7 separate regions of the Mus musculus genome follow, and regions 1, 2, 3, 5, 6 and 7 are each linked to region 4. The links are chromatin loops, found by intact Hi-C in ENCODE. Cell type or tissue: heart. All regions are shown on one strand.

What was found. A loop is a pair of places that touch in the nucleus more often than their neighbours do. Peaks named below come from ENCODE experiments on the same cell type or tissue, not always from the same donor. Only the 100,000 strongest peaks of a DNase experiment are listed, where the experiment ranks them.
Region 1: a loop joins it to region 4, with 2.0 times the contacts of the local background. A loop is called at or near these places in 5 of 42 quality-filtered maps.
Region 2: it touches region 4 in a loop (11-fold over the local background); 16 of 42 quality-filtered maps call a loop at or near these places.
Region 3: it touches region 4 in a loop (2.2-fold over the local background); 2 of 42 quality-filtered maps call a loop at or near these places.
Region 5: a loop joins it to region 4, with 3 times the contacts of the local background. A loop is called at or near these places in 6 of 42 quality-filtered maps.
Region 6: it touches region 4 in a loop (2.6-fold over the local background); 5 of 42 quality-filtered maps call a loop at or near these places.
Region 7: it touches region 4 in a loop (2.6-fold over the local background); 3 of 42 quality-filtered maps call a loop at or near these places.

What each region holds. Positions count from the first base shown.
Region 1 is chr8:127,265,788-127,269,787 of GRCm38, reverse strand. All of the region lies in intron 2 of Pard3 (par-3 family cell polarity regulator), which reads right to left. Among named protein-coding and RNA genes, the nearest start is that of Gm9909, 190 kb to the left of the region's middle. In heart, no CTCF peak of the experiment used is centred here; no DNase peak of the experiment used is centred here.
Region 2 is chr8:128,361,561-128,365,560 of GRCm38, reverse strand. Nrp1 (neuropilin 1) reads right to left here. Exons shown (of 17, transcript NM_008737.2): 2 at 2,168-2,342. Among named protein-coding and RNA genes, the nearest start is that of Mir1903, 4.3 kb to the right of the region's middle. In heart, CTCF peaks have their summits at 1,925 and 2,129 (motif pointing right); DNase peaks (open chromatin) are centred at 2,130 and 3,880; H3K4me3 peaks cover 2,783 bases; H3K27ac peaks cover 1,301 bases.
Region 3 is chr8:127,305,011-127,309,010 of GRCm38, reverse strand. Pard3 (par-3 family cell polarity regulator) reads right to left here. Exons shown (of 25, transcript NM_001309391.1): 4 at 2,503-2,681. Among named protein-coding and RNA genes, the nearest start is that of Gm9909, 150 kb to the left of the region's middle. In heart, no CTCF peak of the experiment used is centred here; no DNase peak of the experiment used is centred here.
Region 4 is chr8:127,189,631-127,193,630 of GRCm38, reverse strand. All of the region lies in intron 2 of Pard3 (par-3 family cell polarity regulator), which reads right to left. Among named protein-coding and RNA genes, the nearest start is that of Pard3, 130 kb to the right of the region's middle. In heart, CTCF peaks have their summits at 2,123 (motif pointing left) and 3,099 (motif pointing left); a DNase peak (open chromatin) is centred at 1,990; H3K27ac peaks cover 791 bases.
Region 5 is chr8:127,330,382-127,334,381 of GRCm38, reverse strand. All of the region lies in intron 5 of Pard3 (par-3 family cell polarity regulator), which reads right to left. Among named protein-coding and RNA genes, the nearest start is that of Gm9909, 120 kb to the left of the region's middle. In heart, a CTCF peak has its summit at 2,451 (motif pointing left); a DNase peak (open chromatin) is centred at 3,421.
Region 6 is chr8:128,543,325-128,547,324 of GRCm38, reverse strand. No RefSeq gene overlaps it. Among named protein-coding and RNA genes, the nearest start is that of Gm32643, 52 kb to the right of the region's middle. In heart, no CTCF peak of the experiment used is centred here; no DNase peak of the experiment used is centred here.
Region 7 is chr8:127,315,056-127,319,055 of GRCm38, reverse strand. The region is part of intron 4 of Pard3 (par-3 family cell polarity regulator); the gene reads right to left. Among named protein-coding and RNA genes, the nearest start is that of Gm9909, 140 kb to the left of the region's middle. In heart, no CTCF peak of the experiment used is centred here; no DNase peak of the experiment used is centred here.

The sequences.
Region 1 (4,000 bases), 76 kb before region 4:
AGGAAATTCTCTATACTTCAGTGTCTAGCGAAACATTGTTATTTAACCTTTCTAATACTTTGAACAATGTAACTTCAAAGGTGGACAAAATCATATACAGAGCTATCCTTAAAATACAGCTGTCTTAAGAAGACCAGATGCATGTACAGTGTTTATTGACCTTCCCCTGAGTCTGTCTGAGTCTGTCTCTCATTATTCCAGTTTCAATCTGGATGAAAGCATTTTCTGAAAGATTTCAGAAACGTTACATCATTTTCCTAACAAACTCCACTCTGCTTCACACTAGCTCAGCCTGAAATTTTCTTCTTGATAAAAGTGGTTACTCCAGCTTTCCCTCAGTAGAGGTCTATGAAAGAACTCCCCAAGCTGTCTCCCTCTGCCTGTAAGTGAGTATCCCTCTTTCAAGAGATTATAAAGACCAAAGCCATGATCCTTAGGAAGACTTGCTTTATTCCTTTACTTCTTAAGCTACTGAAGATCCCTGAGCCAGAAGCCCGCCTGTTTCACTGTCCTGGGGCACTTCCCTTCTTGCTAGAGGCTACACTTGGCAGGCTGTGCTGGATCAGAGGTCTTTGAGAGTATAAGTGACTTCCATCTATGTCTGGAAACTCAGAGTGTATACAGTCTATCCAGGAACATATATAAAGGAGATAAGTCACAAAAATTTCCTGCCAGTTTAGTCTTAGTCACTCTAAAACTTTGGTGTTTTTTATTTGGGGGGGGGGGGCAATTAATGCTCAAACACAAATTAGAAATGTGAAAAATCACTTTGTTCCACATTTTGGAGACTGGTTAACCAAGTTGTTAAAAAAAAAAAAAAAAAAAAAAAAAAAAGGTGAACGAAGCTGTTGTTGAGTCAGTCACAAGAACAAAGTCACAGAAAACCTCAACTCTGTGTCAGACCTGGGAGGAAGCAATAGAGGTCAGCAGAGCATCATTCTGCACTTAATACAAGACAGCACTTTCAGTGCAGAAACCAGCCTGTTTCCAAGGCAACCTGCCACATCTATGGGGAACTCACTTGGGAGTCGGTAAATCCTGGGAGTGCAGAGTTCACTGTTTGAACAAGACACCCACTGGCAACTTAGCTCCCTCTAAAAGCATGACCGGAAAATAAAGAGAAGTTTAACTGCTTCAAAGGATAAAGGAGATTCACACGACTCTATTAAGATGTGGAGATGGGCAGATAAAATGAAAACGGGCGACCTAAGATGAAAAGGAAAAATTGGTTTATTTTCAAGTTCAAAGGCACCAATCGTGGGGAGTGGGTGGCAAGCCTGTCCTACTAGTGTTCGGGAGGCTGAAGCAGGAGTATAGTCAAGTACAGATAAGCCATTACATATAGATCTAGTCTCAAACACCCCCCTCCCCATGGCACCAGAACATACTTTCTATTCAAAGTCCTCACTGAAAGTTGGAGATGACACATACTGAACGGTCAGTGCGCACACTGACAACCACGAGCCAATATTAGCAAAAGACCCAAGGTCAGTCAATTTGTTTTATAAAAATCTAAGCCCCATGTTACATTACAAAACGACTATCAGATTAATTTGCATACAAAAGGAAAGAAAAGGGGGTGGGCGGGTTTTAAATATCCACTGGGGCACAGCCAGGAAGCTTCAAACATTTTCTGAAGTGTTTGTTGCTCTGTTCATTGTTTTAGCATCTTCTGCAGGATAGATGAAGATGTCCTTGACATTAGCTTAAATTATCTCTGGTGTACAGTACCATGCTGATTAAATTAGGCTCATTTTAATCATCTGGCAGGTGTATTCTAAAAGCAACCAAATAATAAAAAATGTTAATCAACTCTTCATTAGCACAACCCGTTTAGCAGTACTTTAAAAGGTAAACACACTGTAAATACTAATTGTGTGCCAATCCTCCCTCCCACACATATATGAAAACAATAGCATACCAGCATCCCATGTATGTGGTGGGTAAAAACAGAAGAACAATAGCACACAGCATCACATACATGTAATGGGTAAGAAAGTAAAGAAATAACATACAAGCATCCCATGTAAGTGGTAAAAACAAAAAACAATAGCTTACAAGGACTCCATCTAGCCCAGGAGTCACTTTAAGTCTTTTGTCACAATGCAAATCTCCTTAGGAGTAAATATCACAGAACTTGGTGAGAGTTTACCTAAGGGGGAAAAAAAATTCAGAAGCTACATTTTAAAGGAAACTGATTCTGAGGATAACAGACCTCAACCTTGCCTAATGTCTAGAAGAAAATGTCCCAGAAGATATCCTGGGACGGGGGAGGCACAGTTTCTTTCCCTGAAGTGAGTGAGGGGCAAAAAGGTGACCCACCAGCTGTGTGGGCCTGAACGTTTTCTTTACCAGTCTGAGCTCAGTAACGGGGTCTGGTATTAGTGATGAGAAACTGCTTGGGCTGCTTCCTGCAAGCAACAAGTGCACAGGTCACTAGTAAGCTACTATTTATTCAAGAGGAAGTTTCAGCCCTGAGAGTCTGGTCAGAGCATGTCAACAGTCCTGGAGATGGCAGCTAAGCCATATACTCTATATCCCGAAGACCAATGCTTCCTTAAAGACACACCATCTTGTAGGCATTTTTTCTATGGAGGGTTTCAAGGGGTGCAGACAAAGGACCAGAAGAGGAAAACCGTTTACAGCCCGCTACTCCAATAATAAAGAAGTCACCAGAGCCCAGATTAATAGGAAAGCAGTGGAGTGAAAAGACAATTAAAATGTATAATTATGGAAATACAGAGCCCGGACTTATTTAACGGATTTGGCATGTGTGGTGTGGGTAGTGACACAGAGGTGGGAATTGCACACAGGGTTTGGTCTCCCAGTAGGAGGGATAGGCAGGGGGTAAGTCCAAGGACACACAGTGACTAAACAATCAGCTTATAGAAACATTAAGAGGAAGAATAGAGGACTGGGGGAAATTTTCATAATTCTCACGGATATAAGAAGAAAAAGGAGCCTCTTAAGCCTGGAGTCTGACTGAAGACTCTGCCAGCTAAAATTCAGTGATTCCAGCACAATTAACCCTGGCTGTGAAGACTGTCAACATGGAGACTGTGGGTCTTTATACAAAACTATTTTCAAAGAAATGTTTACATATTAGCCAAGTAAGCTGCAGGCCTAAATGTATAGAACCCTCTAGATAGGACCTTTATTTGCCCTTAAATGTTTTCTAGGTATCTCCCAAACAAAACAGTGAATTTTGTTTACATAAGGTGAACTAAAGCTCCGTGAGACGCTCTACACACTCCAGGTTGAAATGTCACAGCCAGGGAGATGGCTCAGTGGGTAAGAGTGTTTGCTGAGCAAGCACGAAGACATGAGTTCAAGTCCCCTAGAACCATGTAAAAACCTAGGAGTGACTGTATGTATCTGTAATCCCAAAACCAAAACAGCAAGCTTCTATTCACCTGTCTTAAATAAGTAAGGCAGAACATAACAGAAGAAAATACACAAAGACTTCCTATGGTCACCACAACACACAAATAGGGTCTGACATACATGTATATGAATGCTACGTGCATAAATATACACACTAAAAATTACTTTCAAGTGAAATAAAACATTATCCTGGACTGTCCTTGGCACCCTTAAAAACCCTTCATTGCCCACCTCTGGGTATATGACCTAACATTTTTGTGATCAGGGAAATCCTTTGCAATACACAGATTCTCTAGCTCCAACCAACCTAAAGAGAAGAAAGACAGTGTCTGGGGCCTATTGTAGAGATTGCCAAATCTTGCTGTGTCTTGTCTAGCTAATGTTCTCACCATGTATTTTTTTTTTAAAAATGACACTTTATATCTTCATCTACTACTATAAAAACTCCCTGAAGTGGTTGCTACATTGGAACATGGCATTTAGGGTAATGTGTATCTGTCTCCCCGGGCCATGGTCAATAATTACTTGGTTCCTCTGGGGTGATGAATGTGTTTTTTCCTATGTTGTCCCTTGAGAGATCCTAACTTCGTGCCTGCAGGTGAAAGCCTGCTTTCTG
Region 2 (4,000 bases), 1.2 Mb before region 4:
AAAGCACTATCTACACATAGAGTTTATCAGTTAGCATTGCTCCCAAGCTTCTACTGCATGATGTCCTGGGCTCAGCATGCGCCAGCTCTCAGAACCATTGCTGTATACACATTCCCCTCCTCCTTTTTTTTTTTTTTTTTGCAAGTGTATATGAGGTGATGTCACACAAGAAGTTGGAAAATGTCCACAGGTGGAACGATTGAGACATGAAAATGAGCAAAATCCCAATCCAGGACCTGATCTGCTTCCTCCTCAGCATGGCTGATGAATGTTTGTTACCACACCACCTCTGATGACTAGGACTACTCAGAGGACTTCATTCTGTCACACAGTTACCTGGTCATACTTTCCTGGTCAGAAATCGGTAAATGTGAGCTTATTGAAATCTAAGAATACTTTATTTTGAAGGGAAGCATGTGTTGCCAGAGTTTCTTGAAAATATCTCCTATAGCAGATTGTCAAGATGTAAAAAGATATACAACAACACAGTTTCAAAGTTATTTACACTATTAGCACTATAATAATCACTACAAAGAATATTAATAAGTCTGGTGTGGCTCAGTGATGGAGCCCTTACCTAGCATGCATGAAGCCCTAGATTTGACCCCCAGAACTTCCAAACAACAACATATTTGAAACAATGCCCTGTTTTCTAGAAGGCACTGGAACACTATTAATTCTACAATCTAGCGGTTGGGGATTTAGCCCAAGGTAGAGCCCTGGGTTCAGTCCTCTGCTTCCAAAGGGGGGGAGGGGAGACAAAATAAAAGTCAACCCAATGCTGGGACTTGAATAAACTGGAATCAGAATGCAGGCCTGTATGTCAATCATTCACAGATGCATCCTCTGTCTATAGGTTTCTGTTAATTCACTAGACAATGAATAAAGCTGAATAAAGTAGAAATCTTGATAGCCTGACTATGGAAATCTGGTTGTCACCACACTACAAAATCAACAGATTTCTGAATCCTTTGTGCATGTGGGAATGTTTTCATATCACTCTGTTCTCTACAAAAGAATAAAAGTATGAAACAGAGCAGCTTTCACCATTCAAAATGTCTCCAACACGGCTAAGTTCAAAGTAAGAATTGGCCCATGTCTTCATCAAGATTACTATTCAAGCTCAAACTGGAGACCTAACTCCCTTAAAGTACTTCAGAGTGAAATCATATGGGATCATGTGGGCAAGACACTAAGAGGTTGTCCTGGATGTGGAGAGCATTGAGCTATGAAGTCCACCTCATACAATGCAAAAGCAGAAATACCACATCTACAACCAGGATTTCCATTTAAAGTGTATGGGCATCATTTAGATGGTCTCTACAGTAAAATGTTACTGGGATAATGAAACTTTTCATAGACCAATATTTAGTAACTTCAAGTTGAAAGAGACAGACAGGTAAGGCAGATTGACTCTAACCCGATACACACCTAAATTCTCATTGCATTTATGCATTTTAAAAAGTCATATTCATAAACATGTCCACAATTAACCTAATATTTGAAACTCTTGCTTAAGCTCAGCACACTAGCAAATGTCTGCACTTGGGAGGCAGAGACAGGTGGATCTCTAAGATCAAAGCCACCCAGAACAACAAAATGAGTTCCAGGACATCTGGGGCTACATAGTGAGACCCTGTTGCAAACAAATTATCAAACAATCAACCAACCAAACAAAATAGCGATAATAACAAACCCTTTAATTCACTTGCTTTTTTCATGTCAAACTCGATACAATCTTTCAGATCAGAGTGCTGGAGTAGCTCCTGCCACAGAGCTATAGTCCCCAGCCATGAGAAATCTTCTAAAAATCATTAAATGCGCCACAGATTTGTTTAAAAAACACCCGACTCCACCATCTGCAGATCATGTATACTGGTGACCCACAATACTTAAGAAAACACAAGCCTTTTCTCAAAACCCTTTCCAGAAAGAACCACACACCACACATTTCTTAACAAAAGATTTCCCAAACCAAACGTGTCAACAGAAGGAGGACAAACATTTAAACACAGCCTGACATATTGGGTGAACTCAGCCACTTGTAACTTCATTTCCACACCACTCACAATTGAGCTCATCCGGACCCGCTCATTTACTTTCTCAGCACGGATACTCATGACCACTAGATGGTGCTATGGCGCCCTGTTCAAACTCCCTCACTTACTTGCAGTCTCTGTCCTCCAAATCGAAATGTGGGTTGAAGTTGATCATGATTCTCTGGTAGGGTTCCGGAGCTTGGATTAGCCATTCACACTTCTCACTTGGATGGTAAGAATGAGGGTAACCGGGAGATGTGAGGTACCCTGGGTTTTCGATTTTTATGGTCCCGCCACATTTGTCTGCAACAAAAATGACATGTTAGCAGATCTCTTCCCTGCAACCAGTTGAGTCTTCTAGCTTTACATGTGTATTGACAATTAGCAAACATTCTGTCAGTTAAGAGAACTCCAAAGTGTCCCCCATAAACCCTCCGTGTGACCCTAGACACAAAGTACACCACACCACTAAGGAACACTCTTTAATCTGCAGGAGCACCACATCCACAGAAAGCCTACTGTGATCTGAGATGCTTTTCCCTCACACCCAAACTTCCTTCCAAAGAAAGAGGTCTTCTAGCATTAAAAACATTAAACCCCCTCAATTGATGTTAACACAGCCCCCTGGGAGCTCCTGCTAGACTTAATTATCTTCCAAGAAGTGTAATCACATTAAGGAACCGCTCTAAGTGGAAGGTGCCTAAAAGATGCTGTGCCACTCCTTGCAAGTGGCTTTTTGATGATAAGCCTGGTCAGTGTCATTGACCAGTGGGGACTGTCTTCCAGGACTTTGATTGGCCTGAAGCCTAACCTCCTTTTGTTGTTGTTTTATCTGCCTGTAAATCTAAGTGATTTTGAGTTATCTCTGCTTTTGAGACTCAAATCAGCAGAGAACAAAGTGCAGCTGGTGATGCAGAAAGAACTCGGCTTTACTTATCCAAGTTGTTCAGCCTTGGAGACCAGATCAAAGCAATGGGGCAGAAAGAAAAATAAATAGCCACACAGCATTAATTCTAATTACTAAATGTTAGGGGAAGCCTCGGCCACTGAGGTCTGGGTATCACAGATGGTGAGCTATGTCTTCACATCCCAGGAAAGAAAAGCTCTCCAGTTTTCAACCTTTACTGAAAAACAAACCACCACCACTACAAAACCTCAAATGCTGGAGTGACTCTCTAATAGCTAAATAAACCAGACTCTGGGCTGGTTTACAATTCAGCATAGATCGCTACTGTCACTCTCTATTATGGGTTTCGCACAGGAGAGCCACAGCCTGCAAATGCCACCCCATTTATTGATGCTTAATTTTAGGCAATAAAAATTTGGTGCATAAACTATGTAGGAAGTACAGGTATGAAATATTGAAATGTATAAGCCTATCAATCACAAACATCCAGTAATGGTATATATAGATTTTAATATTACATCTAATAGATTCCCTGTGGAAAGAGAATGGCATTCTTTGCTCTCAGCATGAATTTATAAATCTAAGGAATTTTATTACAGGAAAACCAGGTCAAATGGAAATGAAAGATGAAGTGCACATCAAAAATGCATAAAGCTACATGCATTACAGAAGTCATTTCCCATAAATTAAAAAGAAGACAATATAAATTATGTTGTTTTCTCCAATTGCTAGATGTTTCTGGCTGTTTCTTAGATTGGAGTGGGTTGGTCCTACAGATTCGCTTCCCATTGGTTTTTAAAAGCTTTAGGTCTTCAAGAAGAACTAATGTTGCAACCAACGCTCAGAATCTCAGCTAATGACGTTAGCCAGCTCAGTGGTGTGATTCTGCAGAGGCTCTGGCATTATTTTGTTTTGTGCAGAAATCTTGGAGAGTGACCCCCTCAGCCCCACCCCCCAGCTCATTAAGTCACTCCAGCTCTGTGTAGCCACCATGGCATCTGTTAGGAGAGAGAAATAAAACAGTCGACAGATAGTCACTTCAGAAGACAGTGAG
Region 3 (4,000 bases), 120 kb before region 4:
CTGTGAGGACACAATGTCATCTAGGGGTTAGTATGGATCCAGATCTTTGCTTTGGGGAGTGTGGCCGTGTGTACCCCTGAGCATTCTTCTGTGTGGTAGAGAAAAGGCTTGTTGGACATGTCACCATTTCTAAGAAAGACAATCAAGGTTGTGTACCAATATGGATATTTACAATGTGAGAAGAGATAGATAAATAAATGTCCGAGAAAGGGGTCGTAAATCAGAGCACACTGTACAGTGGAATATTTCATTGTTTAAAAATGTTCTCTAATAAAATTCAAAAGGAAAAATCTTCGTAGTAGAAGAAAAATGTGGAAATACTGAATATGCAGGTATGCAGAGCTGACATAGAAGGACATGTATGTGTGTGTGTGCATGTGGCACATGTATGCATGTGTGTGCACATGTGTGTGCACAAATGTGTGTATGTGTGTGTTTGTGTGTGCGCGCGCACGTGTGCGTGTGTTTGTTCATTCACTGATACCCCCAACCAAATTCTAATCAAGTCTAATGCCTCTTGGCCATGAGATCTGATAAAAGGTTGTCTGGGGTGGGTGGCTGCCCACCGTTGACATCTCCATGCTGGAGACTTTACATTATCCTATTCTCCTGGTTTCCCAGGTGTTCCACCATGACAGATACATATTATTTACTACAAAGGCAGAAGTGCATTTGGTTAATTATTCTAAGCGTCTCAATATGCCCCTTGCATGCCGTGCTCTGCCGCAGAGGTGGGAAGGAGGATGATGGCTCCCTGGAGTCTCAGCAAGTAAGAGTCTGCATACAAATTATTCTGCCGGTCTGAATCTAGTGGTGGGAAATTTCCCAATAATTCTAAGTATTAAGGCCTTTCATGTTTCAAATATGAACAAAGCAGATCTGTCTGCTGCCACTACACCTAACTCAAGTGCCAAAGATACTGATTTACCAACAGAAACCCTGTGACACTCACACAACTAGCCTGCCAACCATGACTGGATGAAACTTAAATATTTTTTTTTAACTATAAACTTCATTAGCTTATAAATTTGTAAATACTTATAGAAGTGAATTCTGACAAATATTAAATACCGGGAGGCCTATTCAGGGATGTGTTTTGCTTCTTTGGACAGTTCACTTCAAGTCCTCGCAGGCTTAAGCTGCCCTAAACAAGAAGGCAACCTCATGTGGTTCCTTAGAGAGTCTTTGAGAGTAAGGCTAACAGCTAAATCCACAGGTACCAACAACCCAAAGCAACATTTCCTTCTATATTTGCCCTTTAAGACTCATGTTGGTTTTTATTATTACATTGTCATTGTGCTGGGGACTGAAGCCATGCAACAGCCCTCCCTCAGAACTATACCACTTGCCTAATTCTTCTTATTTCATTCATATATATATATATATATATATATCCCCCAAGGTTTTTACTTCCACTTGAACTAATACTAATAAAGACAAGAGTCTGTCAGAATGTAAAACACGATTAAAAGAAACTTCACTAGGAACTTTTACAGAAATGCAAAGAGTAAGTCAAAGCAATACAATAATCTCAAGCTACGCCCACTTTGATATTACTGTGACTGGTGCTATGTGCTAACACCTTCACGTTCCTCACGCCACGCTGTGTGAAATTACTGGTTACAGTGAAATACATTCACAGACTCTTGTTCTGGAGATATACCCATGAAAAAATGAAAACATGGCTTAAAGTTCATTACGAGATTAGAGACATGGCAGAACAGAAGGGGGTTCTATAGGACTGGGTGATAAAGGGCACTGAAAACAAGGTTAATAGACTAAAGTGTATTTACTGGGCTAAGTAACTGAGGTCAAAAGAGCAAGTTACACAATGACCAGACAGCACAATTCCACTCTGAACAAAGAAAAACATGGGTTAAATGATGAAAGAAACAGATTAAAACACACAAATTGTACTTTTATGCTTCTGGGCCTATGATGTTCTCAGTTTTTAGATACGTTTTCTCAACCAATGTAGGGTTCTGCTCATTTGTGCATAAAATATCTCCAGAAGGTCATACAGAAAGCAGGAAGAAGAAATATCTAGGAAGAGAGAAGAGAAAAAACCCAGAAACAAAAAAGGAAAGGTGCTTTATAGGGAATGCTTTGTGTTTGAGTTTTTCTTCAGTAGCTGTTTTTATAGATTAGCGTTAAAGGACTTCCCTATAGTGTTAAGGCCTTGGCTCCCATCCCTGGAACTGAGGAAGACGAAAGGGGAGGGGCATAGGCATGAGAAAGGGGTGGGGCTACCTTTTTAATCCTACTGATATATTATCATTTCAAAACACGGATCCATCAGAAGATCATACTCAATGCACAGCACTGAATTTCATCAAAAAAAAAATGTAAACAAACTATACATTAGTGTCTCTACACACGGATGAGAAAATCAGTAATGCTCACACAGGGCCACAGCACATGCCCAAGGAGCCCATGGCCACACTTGACTGGCACCAAGGACAGAAGAAGCCAAGGGTTATAGAAATGAGTGGAGGTGTTTACCTTCCTGTCGCAGGTTTTGGGACTTCCAGCGGTGTTCTGCTTGAGAAAGCCAGCTGTCGTGGACCAGCGGGTGGGGTTTTTCCTGGAGGGCTCCTCTGAGGAAAAGTTGTTATCACTGACAGAAGTGGAAAGGCCAGTTAAAGCTGGGTCGCTGCTCCGGCGGACATGAAGAGGCATATCTACACAGGCAAAGAGAAGATTGGACTTAGCAGAAATGAACAACCACGTTGGGATAGATGCATTTGATCCGAAGACTTTTTTTTTTTTAATTTTGTAATTTAAAGCTTAATCACATTTATTTATTGCGTGTCTGCGTATATATGTGGGTGTGTCTGTGTCACAGCACACGTGTGGAGGTTGGAAAACAGCTTGCACTAATTGAGTGTCTCCTATCATGTGGGATTGAAGGATTGAATTCAGATCTTTAGACTTGGAGGCAAGAGTCTTTATCTGCTGAGCGGTCTTGCTATCCCAAGTAATGCTTTTAAAAAGATACAAGGGATGGGCACTCCGAGACAGATTCTACTGGGGCTTCAAAAGTCCTGATGGTGAGGGAGATGAAGTAGGGGTCTAGCTCTGAATAAAGCTGCCTGGTCTGGTATTCGGGCTTCGCCACTGGTTACTTAGTCAAGAAGGCCAGCTGTCCTCTACCTCTAGTCCCCTGCTCCTGGAATGATGATGAAATAACATCCTGCTTGACGAGGAGACTACAGGGTCTAAATAAAAGCCAGTGCCTGGTATGTGATAAATACCAAACTGAGAGCAACAACCTATACTGTTCTTATTTACCAGTATGCCTAGATAAAATATCCTGAACGCTATGTAGGATAATTAACAAAAAAAGAAAAAGAAAACAAAATGATTTCATCTAGCTTTTAACTGCAACTGCAGCTACAGAACTAGTAAGGTAGAATTTAGAAAAATGCTTAGATAGTCTACTAAGGAATTATGCTGAAGAGAACCCTTTTCTTTAATAAAGTAGTTCAGGGAAATGAAAAGCATACAATTACTGCTTCTTTTTAAGATGACTTACAACCATCTTACATCTTGCATACACCTGAAGAGATGATCCGTCTAGGAGATATCTCTGTGTGTGCCTATGACAATGTATCCAGAAAGGTTTAAATAAAAAGGGAAAACCCACACCAACAGTGGGTGGCAGTGTAGCTGGAGTCTTGGAGAAAGTGGGTGGGGCACCAGCACTGCTTCCTGACTGTGAATCTCACGTGACCAGCTAGCTGCCTCTCACTGTGCTGCCCAACTTCTCAACATGGTAAACTGTATGTACCCTCACACTTGTGAGTCAAAATAATCACTTTCCTTAGTTTGCTTCCATTAGGCTATTGTACCAACAAGGAGAGTACCTGAGTATAATGAGTGATCTTGAGAGTGCACATGAGCACATAGGAGCCTCCTCTATACGCTCATACAACCCACTCCATGGAAGACTATCCTAATAGCGTATCCACGCAGATTAGAATCTATCTATAGTTAACTG
Region 4 (4,000 bases):
ACAACGGTGGCTCCAAATCATGGGATGACATAAGCCCTGGAAACAACCTGAAAGCAACAACGGAAACGGGAGAGTGGGGGTTGTAAGAAATGACCCACGAATTACCAAGTAATGAGGTCTGTACTTATTCACTAATTACTAAGACTGTTGAGAAGAATTGGTCTCTATTCACTGATACAGAAACACATCTGAGACATAGCAGAGAATAGCACTATCTAGCAAGAAGCTATCTGCAGGTCAGTGTGCTTAAAATGCTCATGTGGGTGCAGAAGATTGTAGATGGATGGAGAAGCAAACGCCAAACAAATGCAAAACAAAAAACAAAACAAAACAAAACAAAGCAAAGTTAAAAAAACAAAACAAACAAACAAAACATGGTCTCTTCCCTTCATGGGTGTGGCTCAGGGCACTCTACTTACTTAACACTTTACATATTTTTTTCTAGTTTCTCTCCACCACCATGAACTCCTGTAATAATAAATTAAGACTGTGCGGGTCCCACAGGAGTGGAAACTCCTGAGGGTAGTCACAAGGTCCACAAATGACTGTTTAGTGATAAGCACAGGATCGTTCGAGGCAAATGTGTTCTTTCCTGAACAGGGCATGGCTGTAGACAGAAACAACTCATCACCTGGAGACTTGTCTGCATCCCCACAGACACTCAGAGCCTCACAGACTAAAAGAAGCCGCAACCCGCCTTCACGAGAATCAAGAGCCTTTTTAATCTGTTAGGATGAGCTCTAGTAAAGAGTAAGCCTATAGTGAACAAAAGGATTCTCTTACTCCTCTCCCACACACACCTCTACTTCATCTTCTCCTTTCCACCCTGTGCAAGCCTCTCACAAACACCACCTCCCAGCCTCACGCTAACTCCCAGCTGAGCTCCACCACAACAGTGTTCTAGTTCTCAGTCAGCGCTGGCGGCTGTCTTCCAAATATCATCACCCAGTCTGTGAGGGCCAGTGGTGAGAGTCCATAAGTATAAGTTAACCGGGGCAGCCACTGGACATGGAGGAGCCTGACAACTGAAGGTCAAACGGGCCCGCACTGCCTCTCAGTCAGTCAGTCAGCACAGCTGAAGTTAACATGCCAGGTCCCATTAAAATGAATATTGCCAACCAATTAGTAGAATAAATGGTTTGCCTCATAATGGGCTTTGTCTGTGTTAATTCGCCTGCGTGCTGGAGGATCTACAAGTAGAAGCAGGACCAGGTGCGATCCCAGTGCTGTGGCGGAGAACCCAGGACACAGGTGCAAGACAGGAGTCCACAGCAGTCAGAGGAAAGTCGGTCATATGTGAAAATCAGGAAGAACAAAGTAATTCTATTGTCATCCAACATAGAAACCAACATAGAGACAACTGCTTACTAAGCTAAGCATTCAAAACCCTAAATGTAGCAATAGAGGAAGTAAGGAGGGAATAATGGTACTGAAAACCAAGGGTGTGGGCAAAGCAAGCTCCACACCACTGATACAAAATAACCTTAAAAGTGTGCCCATGTGCTTTGCAGAGAGCTACAATGGCTTACATAGTAAGTGGCCTCATTTTGTGACTGCTTTGTCTCCAGAGAACGGTAAGTAAAACAACCCTGCTGGACAGGGCTCCGTGAGCACGGCTTCTCACGAGACCCATAAATTAATCGACATATCTTTTATTTGAATTCCTTTCTCATTCTTTTCTAAGGCAAAGATGAAGCCAGCTATGCACAGGCTTTTTCTTGGCTAACTCTTCCTATCTTGACATCTTGAAACAAGTCAAAGGGTGGATTTTAAAACGAAGTAAAAAAAAAAAAAAAAAACCATCACTATCAAAGGCCTGACACGCATTTTGAAGTTGTACAATGACAGTACCCACTAGCATTAAGGCTCGTTCCACCCACAAGTGTCATTCTTGATTGCAAGTGGCCCTGTGTGTGAAGCCTTACCCCAGAGCCCTGCCACGGGAATGCTGGGAATTTTCCATATCGTGTGTTTGAATTCACTGTGCTGCTTTGCCACTGGGTTTTAGGTGTTCAGTAATAATGTGCTTTGTTCTCAAAAGTGTCCCTCACACCTGCCAACTGAGAAACAAGGAGGCTCTCACAGAATGATGTGTTGTTGCGCTGCCCTCTAGTGGTAACTCAAAGCAGAGCAGAAAGGGGGGAGGACCAGGAGAAAAGGCTAAACAGAATGGGGGGAAATGATGAAGAGATCACCTCTAAAGATTTAGTAGTACCCTGTTATTCGATTGGTATAAAACAACTCTGCTGGCATGTCACTACAGACCTGTCTACTCACTTTCAAAACCTCCACGTAAGAAAAATCCAGAGTAAAATCAGCAAGCACACACGTGTATAAACATATACACAAATTAATTGCAGCTTTAAGAAAAGAGAACACTAGCAAGGGCAGGTCTACAGAACGTAACATTTGTTAAGGTGATGAGGACAGAGTGATGCTTCCTAAGACACAGTGGAGGGTGGGCAGGGAGAGAGTGGACCCTCTAGCTAGGATGTGTGCTCTAAGATGCAGCCATATTCACACAACAGTGGCACAAACTCCCACCTTGAGAGGCTGAGTAGGAAGATCACGAGTTCAAGGCCAGCCTGGGCTCCAACACAGCACATCTCAGGCCAAAGTGGGAAAAACAGCGAGAGCCTGTCTGCAAAAAGAGGAGGTGGTACAGCAGCCATTTCTCCAGGATTCAGAGCACGTAAAGAAATATCTAAATTTTCTGAAATAAATAAAACTTAACAAGCCTGAGTTGCTTTTGGAGGTTACACATCAAAAATCAAAATTAACCCATAGGTTCACACTGGCAAGATTTCCTTCGTAAAAGTCAAATCAAGTCTGTAGGGGAGGAACCAAGTAGGGTAGGTATCAAGGGGCTTTCGAAGCAGTCTCTTCTAGTCAGAACAGGCAGGCAGCGGGAACCTGGGTTCTCCAAAGACGCCTCACAATGCTGTTTGAACACTTACAGAAACCTCTATGACAACATCTTAAAATAAAATCTATCTTCACAAAACAGACCAGCTCCGTCCCGAAAGTATGCAGACGTGGGTCACTTATCATCCAGCAATAGCCTTCAACTACAGGCATACAGCGACCTCTTCTGGATCATGAAGGAAATGCCCCAACAGCAAAACAAAGGACTTCCATCTCCAGGTAAACCACAAAACTGCCCAGCCACTTCCCTCCGGGCAACAGCCACAAAATCATGTGTGAAGCTGAGCTCTAAGGATGTTTATCTTTGATTCAGAAATCAGTTATGAACCATCCAAAGACATCCTTTCCCTTGTTACCATATACATGCTTTATAAAGGTTTCTTTCACAGTTCTGAGCAGCAGGAAAGATGCATGACTTGAGTCATTTTGAAGACTGTTTATAACCACACCTAGGATCGGAACACCATTAGCATAATATCTCAGATTCTCTCTGCTCTGGAATTCTTATCTTTGGAACTAAAAATGGCCAGGCCTGAAGATAGATGAAGATTCTGCCAGAAGCATGCCTCCGGAATGGGTGTGTGTTATGAGTGCCACTCCTTTAACAAAACACAGAAAACACACACACTAGAAACCTTGTTCCTAATAGAGTAGAAAAGGGACCACACCTGAGGCAGTGAAAACCACATTCAAGCTTCCCTCACCCTGACCACTCAAAAAAGGAGCGCTGCTATGGGGGATTTTAAGGACATAAATAATAATGCATCAAGCACATGGTTTGCCTCCAATGGGCATCACATACCACATATATAAACAAAAGACAACAGGCTGTGATATTCCCTCCACAAACACTCTCACAATTCTCTTTAAGGAGCAGACGTACATTCTAACAATCCTCTTGTATAGAAATCACACACAAGCAAGCAGGTGCCAGCAGGTGTTGAGGATCCCAGGGAACTGAGCAAACCTGTTCATTTCAAGATGCAGAGACTACAGGCAAAGTGCTACACAGGCTGAACACAAGGATCCTCAAAAGATCTTCTACAAGGCCTCTGTGCTCTGGGAAGATAGAAGT
Region 5 (4,000 bases), 140 kb before region 4:
ATTCTCAAGGTCCCAAGAGCATCCCACCTTCTTCCTTCCTTGAGAGAAGTCCTTTTTAAAGAATCTATGTATCAAGACAGCACAGAGTGCACGGCTGGCAAGACAACGGTGCCAGTCCTTAATGTTTAATTCCTCCAAACACGCACTTTCCGTGCAATTGTATAACGCATGGTCTGAGGTCTCCAGATAAAAATGCTGTTAACACAAAAATAGATTAAAATAGCACCTTACCCCAGCATTGATATAACAGGAGGATCGAAGGTGTTCTAATTTGTTCACATAGGATATATGTACCTAAAATAATACTGAGGACCTAATTAAAAACACCTCTATGGGGTGTAGCTAAGCTGCAGGCTGTGTTCTCAGCATGTATAAAACCCTGGGTTACAGTCACAGATGCCCTCTGCATCTTTTTCCAAAAGTGTAATTTGAAGAGCTGTTGGACTTTAAAGAGCCCCACCCGGGTCTCCAGAACTTTATCTATTCTTCATCAAATCTCACCCAAAACAAATGACCCCTAATAACAAGCAGAGGTGGGAGGGGGGGGAAGAGAAACAGAACAATTCTAGTAAAAAGAAGAATAAAAATGTCAAGCCTATGTGATTTAAATATGGAAACAGACAGCAAGGGGGAGAAGGTTTAGGGACAGTTAGCACAACTCTAGATTCAAGAGAGAAGAAAGTCCAATGACTGAGATTTAAGTACAAGAAGGATCGAAAGTCAAAGTTGAAAAAGTTCTTCCATAAAAAGTCTGATTTGATGCATGCAAATTCTGAATATTTAACATTTCTCAAATGGTACTGAGTTTCAAAGGCCAATCTTTCTGAGTTCAAGACCAGCCAGAGCTACCTACGAGGTATTATTTCAAAAAACAACACGACAAGCCACCCTCTACTTGCTCCTGAAGGCATGGTACCATTTGAAAGAACACACGGCCTCCAACTGTGCCTTCCTGTGGGAAGGAGGGAGACGGGTCTTTGGGAGAGATGTTTGTATTTCCACACCCACGAGTAATGTCCAACTTTCAAACTATGAGTTGATCATATGTGAAAAAAAAATCCACCTACATCTTTAAAACACCTTTAAGAGGTGATGGTGGACCAGAAGATGCCACAGCCACTGCGAGGTCACCCAGAGATACAGGAGATCATTTAAAAGTGAAAAAGTATCAGAGTGGAACCGGGGAGATGATTCAGTGGGCAAAGTGCATGAAGACTCTGGCTGTATTCTCTGAACCCACATGAAAGTCAAACTGTCCTGGTGGCTTGTTTGCAATTCCAGCACTCAGGAGGCTGACAGAGGATCCATGCATTGGACAGATTGGCCAACTAGACTAGTCAGATCCAACAGTTCTTGGTTAAGTGAGAGTATGCATCTGCCTGGGTAAAATAAAGTAAGTGTGTGTGTGTGTGTGTGTGTAGGAGTGTGCAAGAAAGGAAGACACAACATCAATCTCTGACTTCCATATACACGTGCACACATACCTACACAAATGCATTCATACTGCATGGTTTTAGACCCTGGACAAGGGACTAAGGTACAAGTTTTATCAAAGCAGACCTGGCCTCCAAGGTTCTCCTAGTGTCCCTCAGTCCCTACAGTCCCTACCTGGCATGCCCTGCCCCAGCCTTGAACTTTCCCACCCAGGGTCTAGGCTGACCTTCCCCAGAAGCGCTACTCTATATAATTCAGACATTTTGCGATTCATATTCTCTCTCTCTCTCTCTCTCTCTTCTTCCTCCTTCTCCTCCTCCTCTTCTCTCTCTGCACACAAGTCCTTTCTCTCTTTCCCCTCTCCCTATGGTGACTCCCCTGGCTTCAATCCTTAGAGCCAGTGAACTTGCCAGGGAGTAACTTCCCAGTACACCTGCCTTTAATACGATGCAATCTGGCTTGAATTGGCTCATTTCACTGGCAGCAGAGAAATAAACCTATCACTTACAGACATACATATATACATGCAACACACACACTAAAAGGGGAACAAATAACAAAATGTTATGGGTACTGGTATTTTAGCAGACGTTCAAGGTCATCGTCAGCTATACCGTGAGTTGGAAGTCAACCTGTGATACATGAAATCTCACCACAAACAACAGCAATACCAAGAGTGTGTCCGTATTAGCCCTACTCTGTCCATAAGTTGTACTGTATTCCACAGGGAAGAGGAAGGGCTTGCAAATAGCTTACATGTGTAATGGACACTTAGGAAACAAAAACAACAACAATTGGTGTGGGATCATTTTTACATCGGAATCAATTCAATTAACACTTCTGTGGAATATCATAATGAACAGTATTTCCTTTCTATCAGAAAATAACTCCAAGGGAAGAAAGATGGCTCTGCAGTGAAAAGCTCTGGATGCCCTCCTGGATGACCTGGTTTCAATTCCCAGATCCACATGACAGCTAAGGAGGGACTCCAGTTCCAGGGACTCTGCTGCCCTCTTCTGGCCTAGTTGAGCACTGCATGCAAATGGCACATAAACTTTGTGCAAGGAAAACATCCAAACACATTAAATAAAGTTAAATAACTTTTTTTTAATTAGAAAATAATTTAAGGGTCTGGAGAAATGGCTCAGTGATTAATAGTGCTCACTCATAACCACCTGGAACTCCATTCCCAGTGATATAATCCCCTCTTCTGACCCCTGCATGCATCTACCCACACACATGTGGCAGATGCATAGGCAGACAGGAAAGAATTTCAAAATCACAACATGGTTTTCATATCAAATATCTATATGAATTAGAAGTGTTTCTTGGGGAGGGGTGGGTGTTGACTAAATAAAATGATCACAAGAGTCTAAATCTTATGCCAAGCATATTGATGGTGTGCTAGAATTTATAGTATATGCAATTTCTGTAAACGGACACAAAATCATACTGTCCCTCTAGTGAGGAAAAAAGCAAACAAATGCCTATACAGGTGAAACTTTCCCAGCTCGCAGCCATAGATGATAGAACAATACATTTACAGTCTAGCGAGAATGAAGAAACCCCTGGATCTAAAGAAAAAAAGCTCTCAGAAAAATCACAATGTTTTCACTACAGAGTGCTTACTGTTAGGCCCAATTCTAATGTCCACAAATTATCCAACACAATCAAATATTTTGTTCAAATACCATTTGCAAAGGAAGCAGGGAATTTACTTAGTTGTAGACATGAAGAATAATTTAATGTTTCCTTGAGAACAAAATTGACAGGTGTCTTGGACTTACATCAACATTTTTGGATTTTTCCTCCCACCCCCCCCCCATGTCCTTTTAAGAACCTCACTTAACTGGGTCACAGCAGCTCAGCAAAGCTCAGACAGACTCCTGGGCTCTCCCAGGATTAAACAGGACCAGCTCTCAATCAGCAGAGCTCATTAGGACACACAGAGATCGGCAGGGGCAGCTGATGGTGCAAGCTGCTTAGCTCTCACATCCGAGTTCAATTAGGAGGCTGTCCCCAAGGAAGCGCACAGGCCAACACTTAGATAAGAAAGGCAGTGTCCTCCATCACTTTCAAAGCAGGACCACGGCTTCACACAGACAGACTTTCCGTCTCTCTTCAGCCCTCAGGCCTTTCCTCTGTAACATGTCTTCAGTCTTCCCTGTCACAGGCAGGTGCTATATAACAAGCAGTGTTGTCAAGAAGTATCAATTGTATAACCGCACAAATCTCGAATAAAATTTATATGTATGTGATGGCTATTCTTAGTTGTCAGCTTCACTACCTCTGGATGCTATGGATAGGTAAAGCATGGTGACTGTCTGGGCTGTGTCTACGTGGACACTGGGAGAAGCCACGGCAAACTCACTTTGGTAACGTGGCCAAGAGGAGGGTGGTGGGCAGAAACACAGATGTCATCCTGAGGGGAAGGATCTGTCAAGGGACAAAAGAGGAACCAAGCCTCTGTACTCTAAGGGGCAGAGCCTGCGTGAGGAAGGCTTGTGGGGGGAGGGGGGCTCCAGTTGAACAAACACCCACTGAAGGAATGACTGGAGCAAAGAGA
Region 6 (4,000 bases), 1.4 Mb before region 4:
AATTCATCTTCTTGTGATTATGCAGAACATGCTTACCCATGGAGCCATCCTCAGCCTCTGGATTTAGATTATTTTGAAAATAGTTTCCTATATGTGGAAACTGTCATTCAGGAGAGTGGGCAGATTGTAGGGAACAGAGGAAGCCCTGAATAAATGTGTATTTTGACATAGGCATGGCCTGTCAAGGACTACAAGACCAAGTGATGCATGGCAAACTGTCAAAGTCATTATCCATATGAGTCAGACTCAAGAGGAATGGCAAAGTGTTCCTTGGGAGTCAGAGTATTGTTTGTTTATAAACAATTGATCAGTGTTTGCAAAGACTAGCAATGGAAGCTTCCTCCTTAGGGATGTTTATAGCCTAGATAGCTGAAATACAGAGACCTCCTTCTGGGATTAGCTAACCCCTCCCACTGTGCTGCACCTAATAAATATGCTGAAGTTCGAAGTTTCAGTGATAGTGGTAGCAGTTAGAGAATCTAACCTAATCCCAGCTCCATTGTATGCATGTCTGTGTGTCTGTCTTTTCTTCATTCCCCTGCTACCACTAGCCAACATTCTAGGACTCAAGCTGTACTGAACACAGTACTGGATAGTGTCGGCTGTTCTGCCTTCAGTCTTAAAGGATGTGAGGTTTGCCTAGTGTTGAATTTTTCCTAAACCTTGTAGTGTATCTCCACTGTCTTCTGCCCATGGATTTTGAGCCCTGAAGTTCAGATAATATGGCAGGAATGCTTTCCCCGGAGCTCCTTCAGACTGCTCCTAATTGAGATAACTCAACAAGCAGGCTTAACACCCTCAAGCTATACATAGCATGGCTGGGATCATGAGCTGATTTTTTCACCTATGAGTCAGGACTGGGGTCATGTTGGGCATCTCTGTAGTGCTCACACCCTCTTGCACATGTCTTCTTCCACAGGTGGGTAGACATCTGACTTTGTGCTAATGGCTTAGAAAGAAGGTGTAAAAGCCACACAGTCTTTTTTGATATGCAAGTCTCTTTCTTTGTATATGTATGTATGTATATGTGTGAATGTGTGTGTGTGTGTGTCTGTGCGCGCGCGCGCGCGCATGCGCGCGTGCGCAATAAAGGACAGAGGTCATCCTTAGGTCCCATTCCTCACTTATTTTTAAGACAGGGTGTGCCATGGCCAATGACCTACCAAATCATCTAGGCTGACTGGCCATCAATCCCCAGGCATCCCTGTGCCTACCACCTCCCCACTCCCCACAAAATTGGACTAATAAAAATGCACCTCCACACCTGTCTTTTATAAGGGTTCTGGGTATTGAGATTATATCCTCTTGACTGAAAAGAAAGCATTTTGCCAACTGATCTATCTTCCCAGCCCTAACCTTGCTTTTAAATATTTAAACATACAAGATTACTTTTAGCTTGTCTTATTTCTAAGAGCTTCATGGAAATATAATGGTTGTACAAAGGTGCATGTATCGAATATGGACAATTCAGTGATATCAAATGACTACAAGCATCAACAATGCCTTTGTCACAATCGAGGTGATATATCCTGCACTTCTATGAGTTTGTTTTGCTCCTTTGTGCCCCCTCACCTTGGTGGCGACATAGCATACCCTCTTGACAGATTTTGAAGGCGCAACACCCTGCTTCTCACTGGACATACCCTGTATTAGAGCTCTAGAATTTACTCTCTACATCCCAATCAGGTCACAAAGCTCTGGCTTCTCTACATAAATACAAATGACCAAGAGGTGTATGAAAAGATGTCCTACACAAGAGCTAGGTAACTGCTAGTTGGTAAAGTGCTTGCCTTGCAAGCATGGTGATCTAGGTTCAATCCTCAAAACCCACTTAAAAAGTTAGGCATGGTGACACACACTTGTAATCCCAGAACCAAGATTGTAGAGATAGGAAGAAACCTGGTGTTCACTGGCTAGCTAGCCTAGCCTACTCAGGAGGTCCAGGCAAGTTAGAGTTCCTGTCATAAAACAAAACAACAGGTACATGGTGTCTGAAAAAGGCTAACCTCTGGCCCCTGTATATATGTATATGTACACCTTCTCCCCACAGATATCAAAACAACAACCCACTTGAACACCCAAACCTGACATGAGATATCTCCTCACAGAGTTTAGGATGAATATTATTAAAAAAAAAAAAAAAAGAACCAGGGAAAGTTTTGGTGGATGAGTATCTATAACATAGCTTTGAAATCACACGATGCGTAACTTGGTAGAAACTCATAGATCCACCAGGTCACAGTGTAGAGCTCACCCTACATTTAGAGATTCAGATACCAGGCTCCATGCATGTCTCTGCTTACTACTAGGAACTTATGGTAGCATGGTGAAAGTAGCCCAGAGCCAATGTGGTATCTGTAGGGAGGGTCCCTAGAGACCCATCAGGTATTTTTGCCTCATCTGAAATTCTACCAAGAAATTCTTAGGCCTTCTGAGTCCAGTGAGCCATCCAGCTACATGTGTTTTTTTCATTGTCTTTTATTTCTAACTGTTAGCTTGTGCTTTCTGGGCCATGGGTACTGGGACTCCTAATCTTGGCAGTGAGTGCCTTTCTAAATGTAAACAGATGGACAAAGTGCCAGCTGCATGTAATACATTCCACTGTAGTAATACTCTGGTGCTGGCTGGGTAAGCATAGCTGTATTAAACAGTAGTGCTTGCTCAGCCCTTTCCACATGGGCAGAGAAAATGTACAGCTCAGGCACCTCTGGGAACACCCAGAGAGTGAAGTGCATCCCGTTAGCTCAGCAAACATTGGACAGACCTGCTTGCTTATGCACTTTCAGGGGATTGTGCCAGGTGAGCCATGGGGACTTGAACATTTATTTAATCTTATCCAGATTCTGTATTTGGAGGAGGTATGCGTGCAGGGAGGGTAACATAATTGAACAGCCTCAAACCAACTTTCTGCTGTTGCCACCTAAAATAACTTTGGAGCTGAACCTCCTTGCCAGGTTGACCACATCTAACTTGGAGTCAACCTTGTGTTTTCTCTCCTGTACCCTGCCTATCTTAGTACAGAGAGGGGATATGTGAACTTAGCTACTTTCCAGCCCAGTAGCAATATTTTCTTTCTTTTGCTTTCCTTGGTTGTGGTCAGAGGAGGTAATATTCCACTGCCAGCCCTGAAGTCTTTCCAGAGGGCCACTTGTCCAAACACCTTTTTCCTTTAGCCTTAGCAAAACCATAAGATGTTGTTTTGACAGTCTTGTGGCACTGTTTCTAGAAGTTTCAGTCAATGCCAAATGCTTTCTGGTTCAGTGTACTGACTCATGATAATACTGACTTAGTATTATGGGGTAAGTACTATGTGTCACCTACTGTACTATGTGTGTGTGTGTGTGTGTGTGTGTGTGTGTGTGTGTGTGTGTGTGTGTATGTACAGAGGCCAGTCATGGATTTTCCTTAGAATGCTACCTACTGTTGTTGTGAGATAGGTTTTTTTCACTGGCCTGAAACTTGTTGGTTAGACTAGGCTAACTGTCCAGCAAACCACGGGGATTTTCCAGTATCTACCTTCCTGGATCTTGTATTACAAGTACACACTATCATTCCCTTTTTTTAAACTAGGGTTCTGGGGTTCAAACTCAGGTCAACTGAGTTATCTACCTAGGCCTTCTTGCAATAGCATATTTTATAACATCCCATTGAATGGGTAAACATTTTAATACTCAGTTACCAACAGTATATCACCAACAAGAATAATTAATATTTACTAGGTACTTACTGCTGCCTAGTTTTATGTTAACTTGACACAGGCTGCCATCATCAGAGGGAGGGAACTTCAATTGAGAAAATATTTCCATAAGATCCAGCTATAGGCAGGTCTATAAGGCATTTTCTTAATTAGTGAAAGTGTGGGGAATGGTCTTGCCAATTGTGAGTGGTCCACCCCTGGGCTAGTTTTTTGGGAACTCTCTAAGAAAGCAGGCTGAGCAAGCCATAGGGAGCAAACCATAAGTAGCACCTCTTTGTGGCCTCTGTAGCAGCAGCTTTTGCT
Region 7 (4,000 bases), 130 kb before region 4:
GTGTGGCTGCTGTGATCAGGGACTCTCCTGTCATGAATGCTTTATGGGCATCAGCAGGTGTGAAAAGTCCCTGGCCTGGGAAATGCATATTAACTTTCAGCTCCCTGGCAAGCTGCTTGTGGGATATACCTCTTCCGGGGGAGGCAGGGAGGGGTATTCTACTATACTTCCCCTGAAGCCAACCACAATTCAACAAGAAGAAATTCCACAGCACCATCCACTCCTGACAGCAGCTTTGTCTCAGAAAACCAACAGCCCACCTTCCCCACAATGCCATGAACACGCAGATTGTTCACCATGACCATGGAGGTGAGGGACGCTCCTGTTACCGGCACAGAAAGACCAGTTACAATCTGGGCCGGTTCTGTGCAGAAACTCCTGACATATTTTGAAAAAAAATCACCAAGTCTCACAATATTGTAAAATACAAAACACTCAACACATAAAATCTTCACATTCCCCTTCTGTGAATCAGATGATCCCAAGGGCTCCCACGTGACATTAAGACTTTTAAAATCACACAGTTTTCAACCCAGAACTTGTGACTTAAAAATAATTCAATTTTGTACTTCAACAACAAGAACTACTACTACTGCTTCTTTTTCCTCCTCCTCTTCTTCCTCCTCCCCTCATCCTCCTCCCCTCCTTCCTTCTTCTCTTCCTCCTCTCCTCTTCCTCTTTCTTCTCCTCCTCTTTTCATCCCCCCTCCTCTCCCTCCTCCTCCTTTTCCTCTTCCTCCTCCTGTTCTTCCTCTTCTCCCTCTTCCTCCTCCTCTTCTCTTGCTCCTCCCTTTCCTCCTTCTCTTCTCTTGCTCCTCCCTTTCCTCCTCCTCCAATACATTTATTCATTCAGGCAAGGGCATATACATATGGAAGACAAAGGCCAACTTGAAGGAATCAGTTTCCTCTTTCTGTCTTCTATGTCCAAGGGACAGCCATATTCAGTGTGTCAGACTTTACATGCTGAGTCATCCCAGCAACCTCAGCTTATCATTCCTTCCAGAAATGATTCCCAAGAGCAACAAAAGCTATTTTTAGGATATTTAACCAGAAACTATAATCCTGGTTTACCCGTCATAAGAAAGTTCAACAGCTACCTTGTAAATAAGGGCAGAGAGCTTATAGTAGTTGTTATCAGTGTAGACCAATTAGATCCTCACTAAAACAGTTAGAAATAAGGAAATGATGGACCCTGTGCCAAATACAATATGGGTTTAATATTCCTTTTGCAAAATGTTTGGAGCTAGTGTTTTAGATACCACCATCGCTACCGCCACTCAGATTTGAGGGTATCTGTGGGAATTGCATACATTGAGGCAACTCGGGGGTGGAAATCAAATACAAATTTCACTTAGTTTTCACAGGTGCCCTGAGAGCTGAAGTGCAGCCTTCTTACCTGTAACTTAGTTTTCTGGTCAGTGGTTGGTGACTGTGTTCCTCTTAGACAAGAAAACCATCTCCAGGAATACATATCAACATGGGCTAGAAACATGGATGGATCCTGTACAAAGAGGGCCTGGCAGAACTAGTGACTCAGGAAGACAATTAAAGGAACCAGATTCCTAGATGTCTCAGGAGTCAGCAGACTGAATTAGAGAGCAGATCTGACATCCAGTGACAAACACTCAAACTCTTAGGCTCTTCTGTTTGGAGCACCTTCCCCAATCATTCCTTATTTTCTTCGGTAGCCCAGAATGCCAGGAAATTTTCTTATGCACTTTTTTTTTCAATGCCAGGGATCGACTCTGGACTTTAACATGCTAGGTAGCGCTCTGCCCCAAAGCCATACATGGTTTGGACACTGGAGGGGAGACTGGAGAGCATCCAACTTATCCTCTGTCTATCTGAAGGAAGAAACCAACCAGACAAGTTCTCTAGGACATGCTAGGCAAGATGTGAGCCAACCGGCAGTCCCTCCGGGAATCCGGCCACTGCACCCCATTCCTCAAGGGTTTCTGAGTAAGAAGAAGACACACATAACTACTTTTCAAATACTTAATAGTTAGCTTACATGATATCCAACAATTCCTAGAGCCCAACCCTCTAAGTTTTCTTTTTAAAGAATTATTTATTTTATGTATATGAGTACACTGTAGCTGTCTTCAGACACACCAGAAGAGGGCATCAAATCTCATTACAGATGGTTGTGAGCCACCATGTGGCTGCTGGAAATTGAACCCAGGACCTCTGGAAGAGCAGTCCGTGCTCTTGACCGCTGAGACATCTCTCCAGCCCCTTCCTAAGTTTTTATACACATGTGTGGCAAAACAACTATGCAGCCCCTACTGAGGAATTACATTTATGTAGAGATGGCTGGACACCAGGACATACTATCTAATCTTCAGAAATCCACAGTAAAGTGTCTTCTGGGAAACTGTCTATGACAAGAACCTCGTTCCACACACCAGTAGGAAGCTCTTCTTTCTCTCAGAAAACAAGCCAAGGGCAGTGAGAAGCACAACCCAAAAGGGGAATTTACATTTTTTTCTGAGTTACAAAAGTGCTTTCTCCTGACATCTGATATAATTACAAAACAGAGCTGTAGGACAGCCAGTGATAACAAAAGCTTTCATAGTCTCATTTTCGAGGTCCTTCAAAGAAAGCCACACGGGCACTTAACGTCCCTGGATTGGCCGCACTAGACAAGCAGCATTTGTCATACCAGAGAAGGCTGGACTACTGTTTAACCACACACTCATCTTCATTAGGTTCCTAAGGCTGTGATTAAAACACCAGAACCAAAAGCAACTTGGGGAGGAAAGGGTTTATTTCAGCTCACACATCCAAATAACAGCCCATCATTGAGGGAAGTGAGGGCAGGAAGCTGGAGGCAGGAACTGAAGCAGAAACCACTGAGGAGAGCTGCTGACTAGCTGGTTCCTCGAGCCTTCATCAGCTTGTTTTCTTAAGCCATCCAGGACCACCTCCCTAGGGGTAGTTAGCCCACAGAACCATACCTACCTACATCAATCATTAATCACACACACACACACACACACACACACACACACACACACACACCCCTACAAACTTCCCTACAGGCTTATTGGCAGCTGTTTCTCAATTAAGATTCTTTCTCTCTTTTTTTTTTTTTTCCTTCAGGCAATTCTAACCTGTGCCAAGCTGGCAATAAACTGCCCAGGTCAACTCTTTCAACTAACTGTAAAAGGAGAAATCACAACAAAGTACTTCACATCAGACTAAATGTAGAACACTCTGAGAAGAGTCTGGGAGAGTGTGTGTGTGTGTGTGTGTATGCAAGTTCTCAGGGGGAGGGGGATGGGGGTTGGGGGAGAAGCTGTCTTGCTGTACATAGAACCTAGGTCTTGGCATATGATAGACATGTGCTCTTTCATTGAGCCACACGCCGACTCCCTAGCTCATCTTCTTGAGCCACAATAAGACAGAGAGCGTTATTTGATAACTACCACTTAACTCTGAAAACAATGAAAGTCTAAAGCAACCTGGAAACACTCTACAGTGTTGTATACTTCTGACTCTAAAGACAAGAAGCACCTGCCCACATTTAAGTCTCTTTCATAAACACACAATTCTAGATGTTTTTATCTCCGATCAAATAGTGGAAATAAAATTGCACGCTGCTGCCTCAAAACCTTTCACATAATGCCAAGGGAAGGAAGCAGTATGCTAGGAAGCAGAGAGAGGAAGTGAACAGCAGGTGCCAGATCCACCGTACTTCATCCGCACCATCATCCAAACATACACCGGTAAGTCTGCGGGTGAATTTACCGACACATTTTTCATCTGACGTAGATTTAAAGAAATCATTCCAAAACCAAGGTAGTTGCACCATATGCCTGCAATCTGCCAAGGCAAAGTATTAACACTTCTCTCCTAAAAAATTTCAGGTTAAAAGGTCTAGATGGAATGACAGAACAGGTGGGGGAATTGTAGTATACGCCCCCACACTGTCAGCCCCTCGGTATTTTCTAAAGCTTTCAGCTTCCAAAGGTAAGCCAGACCCATGGACACATTTCTAA